Linked DNA regions of Homo sapiens: region 1 is linked to region 2. Evidence: chromatin contacts called from ENCODE Hi-C or POLR2A ChIA-PET data. All regions are on one chromosome and are shown on one strand. Each heading gives the region's core, a stretch centred on a gene start or an enhancer-like site at or near the end of the contact. The rest is flanking DNA. Distances are from core to core; before and after follow the strand shown. Region 1 has its middle 61 kb from the start of ITPKB. Region 2 has its middle 37 kb from the start of PARP1.

Region 1 (5,661 bases), core at 3,005-5,504, 350 kb before region 2:
CCCAGGCTGCCCTGTCCAAGCCACATGGCAGCACCTTTTCCTTGGGTTCCTCTTGGTCCAGCCTCAGTTCCTCTGCAGGCATTTGCTCTGCCCACGGGGGTCTGGAGGAAGAAGGGTATGTTCATGCTGCTTTAATGAAATACCTTAGACTGGGTGGCTCATAAACAGCACAACCGTACTTCTCACAGTTCTGGAGGTCAAGAAGTCTGAAATCGACATACCAGAAGATTTGGTGTCTGGTGAGGGCCATTTCTTGGTTCACATGCTCTCTGGGGTCTCTTTTACAAGGCACAGTTCCCTTGCGTGAGGGCTCCACCTTCTTGACTTCATCACTTCCCAAAGTTCTCACCTCCTAATACACATTGTAGGGGTAAGGGTCTCGACATAGGAACTGTGGGGGGAAGCAAACATCCCTAGCAAAGGTGTTCTCTTATCCAGTGCCACCTGGGGGAGTGCCACCTTCCACATATGCTCGCCACCTGCACATCAGCCCCCCTCACTCACGGGGCAGGGGGAAGGTATCCAAGGCCCTTTCCTCCCCGCTCAGCCCTGGGTGGCTTTCTCTACTGTCTTCTCTCCCCGATTGCCACTAATCCTAAACTTAACTACAATCGTGTTTAATCAGCATCGTATTCCATGCTCCCTAGAGAAGCCTTTTCTCACAGTCTAAGAAAATCAGAAATAAGTCCGTAAGGACTGGTTTAGACTGTGGGCTCCAACTCCGGGATGTCCACAGGGCAGCTCCCAGGGACCACATCTTCCCACCTCCTCCAGGGACAGGACCCCAAGGCATCCGGTGATGGGAGAAGCCACAGAGGGATAATTAGCAACAAACCTGATCATCAAAAATACCTAAAGATACCACAATAGTCCAGCTAATAGAAACGCTTTTGGATTAATTCTTTAAGCACCTCACTTTTTTCAATTTTATCCATCATTAATAGAGACCTTTCAGAAATGTTTCACTGGGCCAGGCGTGGTGGCTCAGGCCTATAATCCTAGCACTTTGGGAGGCTGAAGTGGGCAGGTCACTTGAGTCTGGGAATTGGAGGCCAGCCTGGGCGACATGGCAAAACCTCGTCTCTACAAAAAACTTAAAAATTAGCTGGGTGTTGATTGTGCTGCTGCTCTCCAGCCTGAGTGACAGAGGGAGACCCTGTCTCAAAAAAAAAAAAAAAAAAGAAGTGTTTTATTGACTTGCCTGTCGTCTTAGACAATTAAGCCAAAATGAACTTCTTCTGTATTTCATGACTGGGTTATCATTTTGCATGTCAGTTAATGCTGTGTGTTCATGCTCCCAGGAACCAAGGCATTACTGAAAGCTGCTTATAGCTGCCACAGTTGGCCCTTGTCTACTGTGTGTTTTGAAGTCTTGTATCTACTTTTCCTTCTTCCTAAGTAATAAAGAAAACATATTTCTATAGGTAGAGTAAAAATTCTTTGCCTTTCTTCCAATTTTTTGTCTCCAGCGAAGATAGAATCAGATAATGAAATCTGATAGAACTGTTTGTAAACTGTCTTGAGTGAGAATATGAGGGTTCTCCTGGGAGTGAAGTTCAAGATATCTACGGCAGAAATTTTGTGGCACCTAAGCTGCTCTCAGGTCCTTTTCTCACTTATTTAATCATTCAACAAATCTTTATTGAGGACCTACCCATTGCTAGGGCCTTTTCTAGGGTTGAGGCTGCAATAGTGAACAAGAGAACAAGCCCCCTTCTGCACTAAGCGATTTGAATGCTAGTGGGTGGCCGTGGTCCCAAAGGTGAAATTGCTAAGTTACTAAGTTCCAGGGAGACAAAATGTGGCATGTTTGCCTTTTGTATGTGGTTCAGAGACATCTACTTAGTTCAGAAATGTGTTAGGACACACACATACTCCTCAGACACAATGTTCCCAAATCCCTCTAAATCTACCCCAATTTCCTCCTGCCTTAGGTGCCCAAGTTACAACTGGGAGTGAAGAAACTCAATCATTTGCAGCAAATAGAATCCTGACTTTAATTGCTATCTGTGGACAAGTACTAGACACGTATTTTTGAGATAAATCTCAAAAAGAAAATTTCATATTTCCCAAAATGTCCTCCCCACTTCCCTTCTTTTCTTGTATTCATTCAGCAAAATTTATTGAGCATCTACTACATGCCAGGCCCTTGGCTAAGTACTGATAATACGAAGTTAAAGAAGACTTGCCTCTTACCCTGAGGGCCTGACAGTGTGAACTGATTATCATAATGTGGTATGATGAATACCAGGACAGAGAGATGCACTACTGCACAGGAAAAGGTGGGGACACAGAGGAGAGGGATTTAATCCTGAATGGGAAGAGCAGTGGGAATGAGACAGAGAATCAAGGAAGGCTTCCTGGAGGAGGAGGCAGTGGAACTCAATTTTGAAAGATGAATGAGAATGGATATGCCTCTCACTTTGACATCTAACAACTGAGTCAGGTGCCCTAGGTCAGAGTGTTTAGGAGAGGTTGGCAAGAATGGAGCCAGTGGGGGATCAGACAGGGCCCCTAGAATCCTTGAAAGACCCATAATGTTCACCTCCTTCCTGACTGGCCACTTCCAAGGTACAGGTAGAATAAGCTGACAGCTTATTATAGCTATCTATATGACCTCAAGTAAAACAAAATTGCCCAAACATGCCCTCAAGTCACCTGAACCATTTCAGGTTTCTTTAAAAAAAAAAAAAAAAAAAAAGGCTTTTGATTACCTTTTTTTTTCTTCTTCTTTTGCAAAGATTTCTTAAGAGCTTTAGAGCCAAAATGAGTGTCTCTGCATCTTTGCTTACTTGCTAAAGTATGCAGTGTCTTAAAGTTTTCTTTTTCTTTTTCTTTTTAAAAAAATTTTTTTTGAGACAAAGTCTCTGTCACCCAGGCTGGAGTGCAGTGGTGTGATCATAGCTCACTGCAGCCTCAACCTCCTGGGCTCAAAATAATCCTCCCACCTCAGCCTCTTGGGTAGCTGGGACCACAGACACACAGCATCCTGCCCAGCTAATTTTTTAGTTTTTTTGTAGAGACAGAGTTTCACCATGTTGCTCAGGCTTGTCCCGAACTCCTGGGCTCAAGCGATCCACCCGCGTCGGCCTCCGAAAGTGCTGGGTTTGTAGGCCTGAGCCACTATGCCTGGTTTAATAAACAGTTTTCTTCCTGTGTTGCTTTTGTTAAGAAAAATGAGACACACACCCCTTTCCTTTCTTCTAATGATGAGGCAGAGAACAGAATATTTTCCACTTGACGTTCTCCCCCTTTCTTCTCAAACCAGTTTGGCATTTTTCCACTTTCCACCTTCAGGTTCAAAGCGTGTCTGGGTGATGAGAACCAGGACACAGCTGGAACTCCGGCCATGGCGGGAGCTCACGCCTACCCTGTAGGCATAACATTCTAGGTTTCCCTTTTTTTCAGCAATAATACCTGGGTATAGTGGGAAAGAAGCTGGAATCAATCCTGGCTCCAGCACTTACCAGCCACAACCTTGGACACAGACCTCTATGACTCTATTTTCTCCTCTGTAAAGTGGGTTCAGATGAACCACTGAGACCAGTTGTTGACTGTCTCAGGTTGCAAGGGACAGAGATCAATGCTGGTCCCCACAGGCCGGGGAGCACAATTGTAGGGATAAACTAGAAGTAAAGCAACACTGGAAATCAGTTTGGCATCAAGACAATCAGATCTTCAGGAGAACTGGAGTGTTGTTCAGGATCCCACAGCAGCAGGTGTGCCTTCAGAAGCAGTGCCCACGCTGTGCCCCACGGAGTGACTGTGCCCAAGGCGTGACTCAGTTTCCCAGGGACCCTGCAGCGTCTGCAGCTGCTCCTTGTGCCCCTGCGGCTCTGTCTTCACGCGCCTTCGCCCTGCCTCGTGGCTTCTGCTTACTCACAAGTTTCCCCACTGCCCTTCTCCTGGCTGTCCCTCAGCCGCAGAAGTCCCCTCCATGTGTCTCTCCTCCTGCCAGCTCCCACAGGGCTGCCTCAGACAGAAGAGGCTCCCAGGCCTGGTCAGGGGTGGGGTCACAGGTACGCAGCGGGGTCACTGCGTTCAGGAAACTGCCAGGGGCTGGTGTTCTCGGAGAGGAGCCGCAGCTGGGCAGCCACTCAGCACACATCCTGTCCAGTTACGGGCCCTTTGTATAGATGAGGAAATGGCCCCCTTGGAAGATTCAGTATTGACGAGCCGCAGAGCAGCCATCACATCACACTGTGCTCTGGTGTCTCCAACCCCGTCACACTCCTCTGCTTCCTGTTTCTGTTCACCCACGCAGGATGCCGAGGGAAGCGGGGCTTCTCCTGCCTCTACCTGCCTTCAGCCCCTGTTCTGACATGACCTGAGTGCCACCCATCAAAAGACCCGTCCACCCCAAAACATCCCCAACCCACATCCCACTGCTAGTCCCTGATGAATTAGACAGTGAAGGCCTGATCTCCCCGAGACCCCAGTGAGCCCGCCATTGGCATGACGGTCAGATGAGTCCTGGGACAGTGGGAGGGCAGGCGCCAGGCTCAGGAAACGGAGGAGCAGCAGGAGAGGTGCTCCCATGTGGCACAGTTCAGAGGCGGGAGCCTGGGGTGCCAGTGAGAAACAAGGCAAGGTCTCCACTTTAACCTCTCACCTAGGACTCCCAGTGTGCAGCTGATCAGGTTTTTGGGCCCTGAACTGGAACATACCATTTTTAGACAGTGAGATAAAGATTCAAAATCAGGACTGCCCTGGAAAATCCAAGACCTATTGTGGTGTTCAGGTTGGGTGTTGTGTGGTTGGGTCAAACTTCATTTGAGAGCTTCAGTCAACCACAGGTGGCTGGGGCCCAGGAAGGAGGCGGCTCTTGCAAACAGATAAGGGCCACACTGGTGAGAGGCGCTCTCCCCAGAGCAGTAGGCCCCAACTGCTCACAGTTCCTGTGGTAAACTCGGTTCACTTGTGAAGATCAGGAGAGACAGGACCCATTACCTCCTCCTTGTGAAGATCAGGAGAGACAGGACCCATTACCTCCTCCTTGTGAAGATCAGGAGAGACAGGACCCATTACCTCCTCCTTGTGAAGATCAGGAGAGACAGGACCCATTACCTCCTCGTGAAGATCAGGAGAGACAGGACCCATTACCTCCTCCTTGTGAAGATCAGGAGAGACAGGTCCCATTACCTCCTTGTGAAGATCAGGAGAGACAGGACCCATTACCTCCTCCTTGTGAAGATCAAGAGAGACAGGACCCATTACCTCCTCCTTGTGAAGATCAGGAGAGACAGGACCCATTACCTCCTCCTTGTGAAGATCAGGAGAGACAGGACCCATTACCTCCTCCTTGTGAAGATCAGGAGAGACAGGACCCATTACCTCCTCCTTGTGAAGATCAGGAGAGACAGGACCCATTACCTCCTCCTTGTGAAGATCAGGAGAGACAGGACCCATTACCTCCTCGTGAAGATCAGGAGAGACAGGACCCATTACCTCCTCCTTGTGAAGATCAGGAGAGACAGGTCCCATTACCTCCTTGTGAAGATCAGGAGAGACAGGACCCATTACCTCCTCCTTGTGAAGATCAAGAGAGACAGGACCCATTACCTCCTCCTTGTGAAGATCAGGAGAGACAGGACCCATTACCTCCTCCTTGTGAAGATCAGGAGAGACAGGACCCATTACCTCCTCCTTGTGAAGATCAGG
Region 2 (5,517 bases), core at 1,517-4,016:
TACAACAAATTAATTAGTTTCAGTGTGTTTTCTTTTCCCTACATCTTGTTTTCATTTCTTTTCCAATTTAAAAGGGTATGTCTAACAGGTGGCTCATACCTGTAATCCCAGCACTTTGGGAGGCCGAGGTAGGCAGATCACTTGAGGTCAGGAGTTTGAGACCAGCCTGGCCAACATGGTGAAACCCCATCTCTACCCAAAATACAAAAAATCAGCCAGGCATGGCGGCAGGCGCCTGTAATCCCAGCTACTGGGGAGGTTGAGGCAGGAGAATTGCTTGAACCTGGGACACGGAGGTTGCAGTGAGCCAAGATTGCACCACTGCACTCCAGCCTAGATGGCAGATCGAGACTTTGTCTCAAAAAAAAAAAAAAGAAAAGAAAAGCAAGGTAATATGGAAGTGAATCTATAATGAAGATCAATAGTGAAGAGGAAAGGAGATCTTCCCTGGTGCTTTTTAGTCATTCAGTACATTTTACAAAATAATGCAGCTAAGGAAGCCGGCTCATCTATAAACAGAGAAACAAAGGTTACAGCTGCTTGTCACATGACTCAGGCTCCATAATTACATTCCTTTTTTTTTCTGAGACCGAGTTTCCCTCTGTCGCCCATACTGGAGTGTGGTGGGTCAATCTTGCTCACTGCAACCTCCGCCTCCTGGGTTCAAGCAATTCGTGCCTCAGCCTCCCGAGTAGCTGGGATTACAGCCGTGTGCCACCACGCTTAGCTAATTTTTTGAATTTTTAGTAGAGATGGGGCTTCGCTATGTTGGCTGGGCTAGTCTCGAACTCCTGTCATCAAGTGATCTCCCTGCCTCGGCCTCCCAAAGTGCTGGAATCACAGCCACCGTGTCCAGCCAGATTTCTTTAAGGCTCAAAATAATTTAGAGTTCCAACAGCTTAGATTTTGAACTACTTATTTTCGCAAGGGCAACCAAGAATGAGAAGGATCTGGAGCCCATCTCTGGTGGACATTGCTGGTCGCCTACCCAACACCCATTTTGCATTCCCCACTCCTGACAGAACTCCAGTTTAGTTCAGCTATCATGCTCATACAAGCCAATGAGGTGCATGGCTCTTAGGAAGTTAGCCTCAATTTTATCAACTGAAAAAAATCCTGAGATTTATACATTTAGAAAAGGAGCCTTTATTTCTTATAATAGGGGTCACAACCTGTAGACTGGCCATCCCACAGGCTGGGAACTGTAGCCTCCAGCAGACCCTGAAAGTAGGCACTTCAAGAGGGGAGGGTGAAATAGGGATTTATGTTGAATGGGTTGGCCAAGTATATATATTCAACAGATGATAGGAGGAGCTATGAATATTCATGAAGGTGGTTCATGAACACCTGCATACTGAATAAAAATGCATGTTACATATGACCCATGTTCATTTAGAGGCAGAGACTTAACACGTAAATGTATTACAGTTGGGCCCTATATATCAAAAGGTGAAGCAGAGATATGGGGGCACTCAAGTGCACAAGCTCTGTAAACCAGCTAGAACCAGCTCATGGTCAGTGGTCTCTTATCAAGAGAAAGTCACAGCCATCAGTTTCTTGTCCAGTCAAAGCTGTAGTTGTGGCTGGAGGAAGAGGGTCAGTCAGCATCTGGCGGGGAGCTATGATTATTTTCATCTTGCTTATCTTGAGGCCATTGCTTGTTCAGCTGCTAGAAAAAAAGAAAAACCTTATGACAGAACATAGCTTATTCTTGAGAGCTTGTTTGGAGGTTCTAGCAGGGGAGCATGGCTACTCATACATCCTTGACCAAAGCTGGGTCCTCCTCCATCGGGGATGGTCATCCTCTTTGAGTGCGCAGCTTTGGGAGGGACGTACTTGGAGAGAGAGGGAGGAAGGGGATACCCACCTAGCCAGCCGGATCAGCCGAATCAACCCTGATGATCCATGGGGTGACAGGTGTCGCAGCCAGATCACCCTCACATCTGAGAACATAGTTTATTCTTTAATAAACTGTGCACGCTTAACCCTTACCTGGCATGGCCTTAGGTCCTATGTATAATTTGGTATCTTATTGCCAAAAAGAGCCTCTTCTGTCTGTCTTGTAATCTCTATTTTATCATTAATGCTGGTCAGTTGTTGCGTCTAAACCGCAAAAGGGAGGGGGTGTAATGAGGCTTGTCTGACCTCCTGTCCTGTCACAGCTGGGCACTGTTTTTAAGGTTTATCTGGGATCCCCTTGGCCAAAATGGGGTCTGTTCATTTGGTTGAGGGCCTTAGGATTTTATTTTCTACTTGCACTTTTTTCCTGTGAACATTCTCCTTCTCACTGAGGCTGAACTGGGGCTGCCATCTTGCACCAGCCCTGAAGATGAAGTGTGTGCCCAGAGGAGGCTGGGGGAGAGGCTGACAGAGAAAGAGATCCAGAGGCCTGTGTGGTGTCCATCCTGTCGTCCACCTCCCCTCAGGACTTGAGTATGCAGGTGAAGGAAATCAAAATATTAATACTTTACCCCAAAACAGATTTCTTTGACATATTCTGAAGTGGCCTGTAAGGTTGTCTTTTGCGGGAGAAATTTGCACCTGTAGATCTGTAGAGACTCTGCATTAATGCAGCCAGCCCTTCCCTTGTCTGGAAAGATTAACTGAGATTCTGACACCTGCAGGTCTGAAAAGAAGCATCCGCCATCTGCTCTTTCTGAGGGTTGCTCCCCGTGAGGTTTCATCTACACAACAGGACTGCCTTTGCTAGCCAAGCCACTTCCTTTCTTCCTCCCACAACCTGTGTTGCCACTGAAACCTGTCTGGGGCCATGCTCTGAGCCCACATTCTCTCTGCAACCTCAAGGTGGTGCATAAGCTTCTGCACCCCACTAGGGGATTGGGTCTTCATTCTGAAGCTTCCTGTGTATACATGTTAAACAAATTCATATGTCTTCTCTCCTATTAGTCAATCTGCCTCATGTCAGTGATTTAGGGGGCCAAGCACCTTGACTGCCTCACAGGACAATAGCTGTCTTTATCGTTTAAGTGAGCAGAGCTGTATTTTTCATTGCTTGCAGCCACGGGCAACCTAACTGAAGCACTACCTCATTTGAGGAACATTTGAAGAGACAGGCATGTTGGTTTGGTATCCTAAGACGGAACACAACAAGCTTATCTTCTTTAATAAAGTTATTTGACTAGACTCTGAACCAAAATAGGTGGAACAAGGTCCCTCAAAACCAAATAAATCTCTAGTTAGCTAACTCACTTCAGTCCTTCCCATCCATAAAGCCTCTCCAACCACAAGAGAAAGGAGAAAGAGAGAAAAGGTGAGCTAATAAGACTGGTGCTTTGAATGTGGCTTTTGGTGTGAGTTTAAAAAAAAAAGAAAAGAAAAAGGTAATAAAATAAGACTGGTGCTGGGAAGAGCTTAAGAGTTTTGCACAGAATGGCTTGGCCATTGGGATTAGATTGTCCCTCCAGTAAATGTGCTGGTGAGACGGGGACAGGCATTGGGTTGAAGAGAGGGGGCAAGAATTACATTCTTCTAAAAAACTGGCCAAAGCCAGCTCCAGAGGCACCCAGAACCTCATCTCTCCCTCCCTCCTGGATTCCTGCCTCATCTTTCCCAGATAAGACTCTTTAACTTTCTCTGAAGAACAAAGTCATAAGGTGCGAATATTCCCTGAAATACCTTTGAAATACTTGCATAAATAAAACAGAGGAGGCCTGGACAGTGGCTCACAACTGTAATCCCAGCACATTTGGGAGGCCAAGGCGGGAGGATCTCTTGAGCCCAGGAGGTCGAGTCTGTAATGAGCTGTGATTGAGCCACTGCGCTCCAGCCTGGGTGACAGAGGAAGACCCTATCTCAAAAAAAATTAAAAAAATAAAACGGGGAAAGACAGGGAAAAGCAAAGCTGACTCAACAGTGTGTGTAAGCCAATTATAGAAAGAAACTTTGATCTCATTTCTTAAATGCATTGAATGAAACACTTTCCGTGACATTCGGCCAGATGTCTTCTGCTAAAGAAGCAGAAAGGCTGGAGAAGAGAAGACACAGACAGAGAACACATGGAAAGGAAGGCAACTTGCTGTGTGACCCCAGGGCAGAACTAACACCTAGAAAACCTCCCAAGTTTTCCTCTCCTTGCCTTTGTCCCCCAGATCGCCACCCAGAACTCTGACTGGGAAAAGCGGTTTCTTTGTGATTGATGCTCAGCAGGCAAAGTCATTGACTCACATAGTGATACATAGGTAATAAAAATAGATTCCAGAGCAAGTCTGATGCCAGCTCCCAGCCTATGACTTCCTGGCATCAAAAGAAAGAAATTTAGTTGAGCAAGGAGGTTCTTAGAGTGAGAGAGTGACTGAGTGCAGTGACTCATGCCTGTAATCCCAACACTTTGGGAAGTCGAGGTCAGGAGTTTGAGACCATCCTGGGCAGCATAATGAGACACCCTTCTCTACAAAAAAAAAAAAAAAAAAAAATTAAAAATAAAGAGTAAGTGAGAAAGTAAGTGTGTTTATTCTTCAGTTGGGAGAGGCATTTTACCAAAGATGAGGGCAGTGGGTAAAGTAGATTCTGTGGCCCTGGGAATAGCCTCGGACTAATGTGGACTCCCACATTAGCCGAGCAAAAGCAACAACCTCTCATCCGTTCCACCCTCCCCTGCCAGATTGTGAGCTCTCAGGGCCCCTCAGAGCTCCTGGGTCAAACCCAGTCAATGGCTGCGTCAGCATTTTCAGGCTACCAGAACTCAGCCTCGCCAGACCGGAGAAAGTACAATGTTGGTTTGGGGCCAGGCATGCTAGCTCATGCCTGTAATCTCAGCACTTTGGGAGGCTGAGACAGGATGGATCACCTAAGCCCAGAAGTATGAGACCAGCCTGGGCAACTTAGTAGGACCCCATCTCTAAAACAAACAAACACACAAACAAAAAAAAACACACAAAACTTTGGTTTTGGTGTTTGTTCTCGTTTTATAATTTTTATTTATTTCTAAATTTATTTTATCTTATTTTTTAATTGACATACAATAATTGTACTTATTTATGAGGTACATAGTATGTTCTTATTTTTTTAAAAAAACTATCCTTTCTCCCCTTTATTTTACCATTTAAAAATTAATTATTTATTGTTTTAATTTAAAAGTATACAGATTCAATTATTTTTCTAAATTCAAGCAAAGAAAATTGGGGGAAAAAGTCAATCCTACCACCTGCTAACACGAGGAATGACTATAACAAGAATCAGGTAAAGCCTTAAAACGCCTTGAAACGACTGAGGAACGCAAAGGCAGGCTGGAACAAAGGGAATAAATATACCATGTTTTTGGAGAGGAAGACTCAACATACTAAAAGCTTCAGTTCTCCATAATTTAATTTATAAAGGTGATGCAGTCTGTTAAAAACACCATTTTTTTAACCAGACAAACTGTTTATAAAGTTTATGAAAAAATGAATAAGAATACCTAAGAAAATACTGATAAAGAAGATGAGGAACGAGGCCTACCAGATACTAAAACATATTCCAAAATTTCAATAATTAAAACAGCTTGGGGTCTGGCACAGT

The links. A loop is a pair of places that touch in the nucleus more often than their neighbours do. ChIA-PET counts read pairs that join two places held with the same protein, here RNA polymerase II (POLR2A). Pooled maps may share reads with other maps.
Region 1: a pooled map shows a loop between it and region 2 (2.4-fold over the local background). The contact joins two enhancer-like sites. A Hi-C loop is called at or near these places in 2 of 50 pooled maps. POLR2A ChIA-PET finds 5 or more read pairs at or near these places in 2 of 52 experiments (OCI-LY7 and activated naive CD4-positive, alpha-beta T cell).

The regions. Positions count from the first base shown.
Region 1 is chr1:226,797,669-226,803,329 of GRCh38, reverse strand. No RefSeq gene overlaps it. Among named protein-coding and RNA genes, the nearest start is that of ITPKB, 61 kb to the right of the region's middle. RefSeq lists an enhancer at 3,973-4,022. Within about 2 kb of position 4,254, at least 11 of the 41 ENCODE cell types and tissues checked have a DNase peak (open chromatin) inside an H3K27ac peak, as active enhancers do.
Region 2 is chr1:226,442,365-226,447,881 of GRCh38, reverse strand. It overlaps the pseudogene RN7SKP165. Among named protein-coding and RNA genes, the nearest start is that of PARP1, 37 kb to the right of the region's middle. Within about 2 kb of position 2,766, at least 3 of the 41 ENCODE cell types and tissues checked have a DNase peak (open chromatin) inside an H3K27ac peak, as active enhancers do.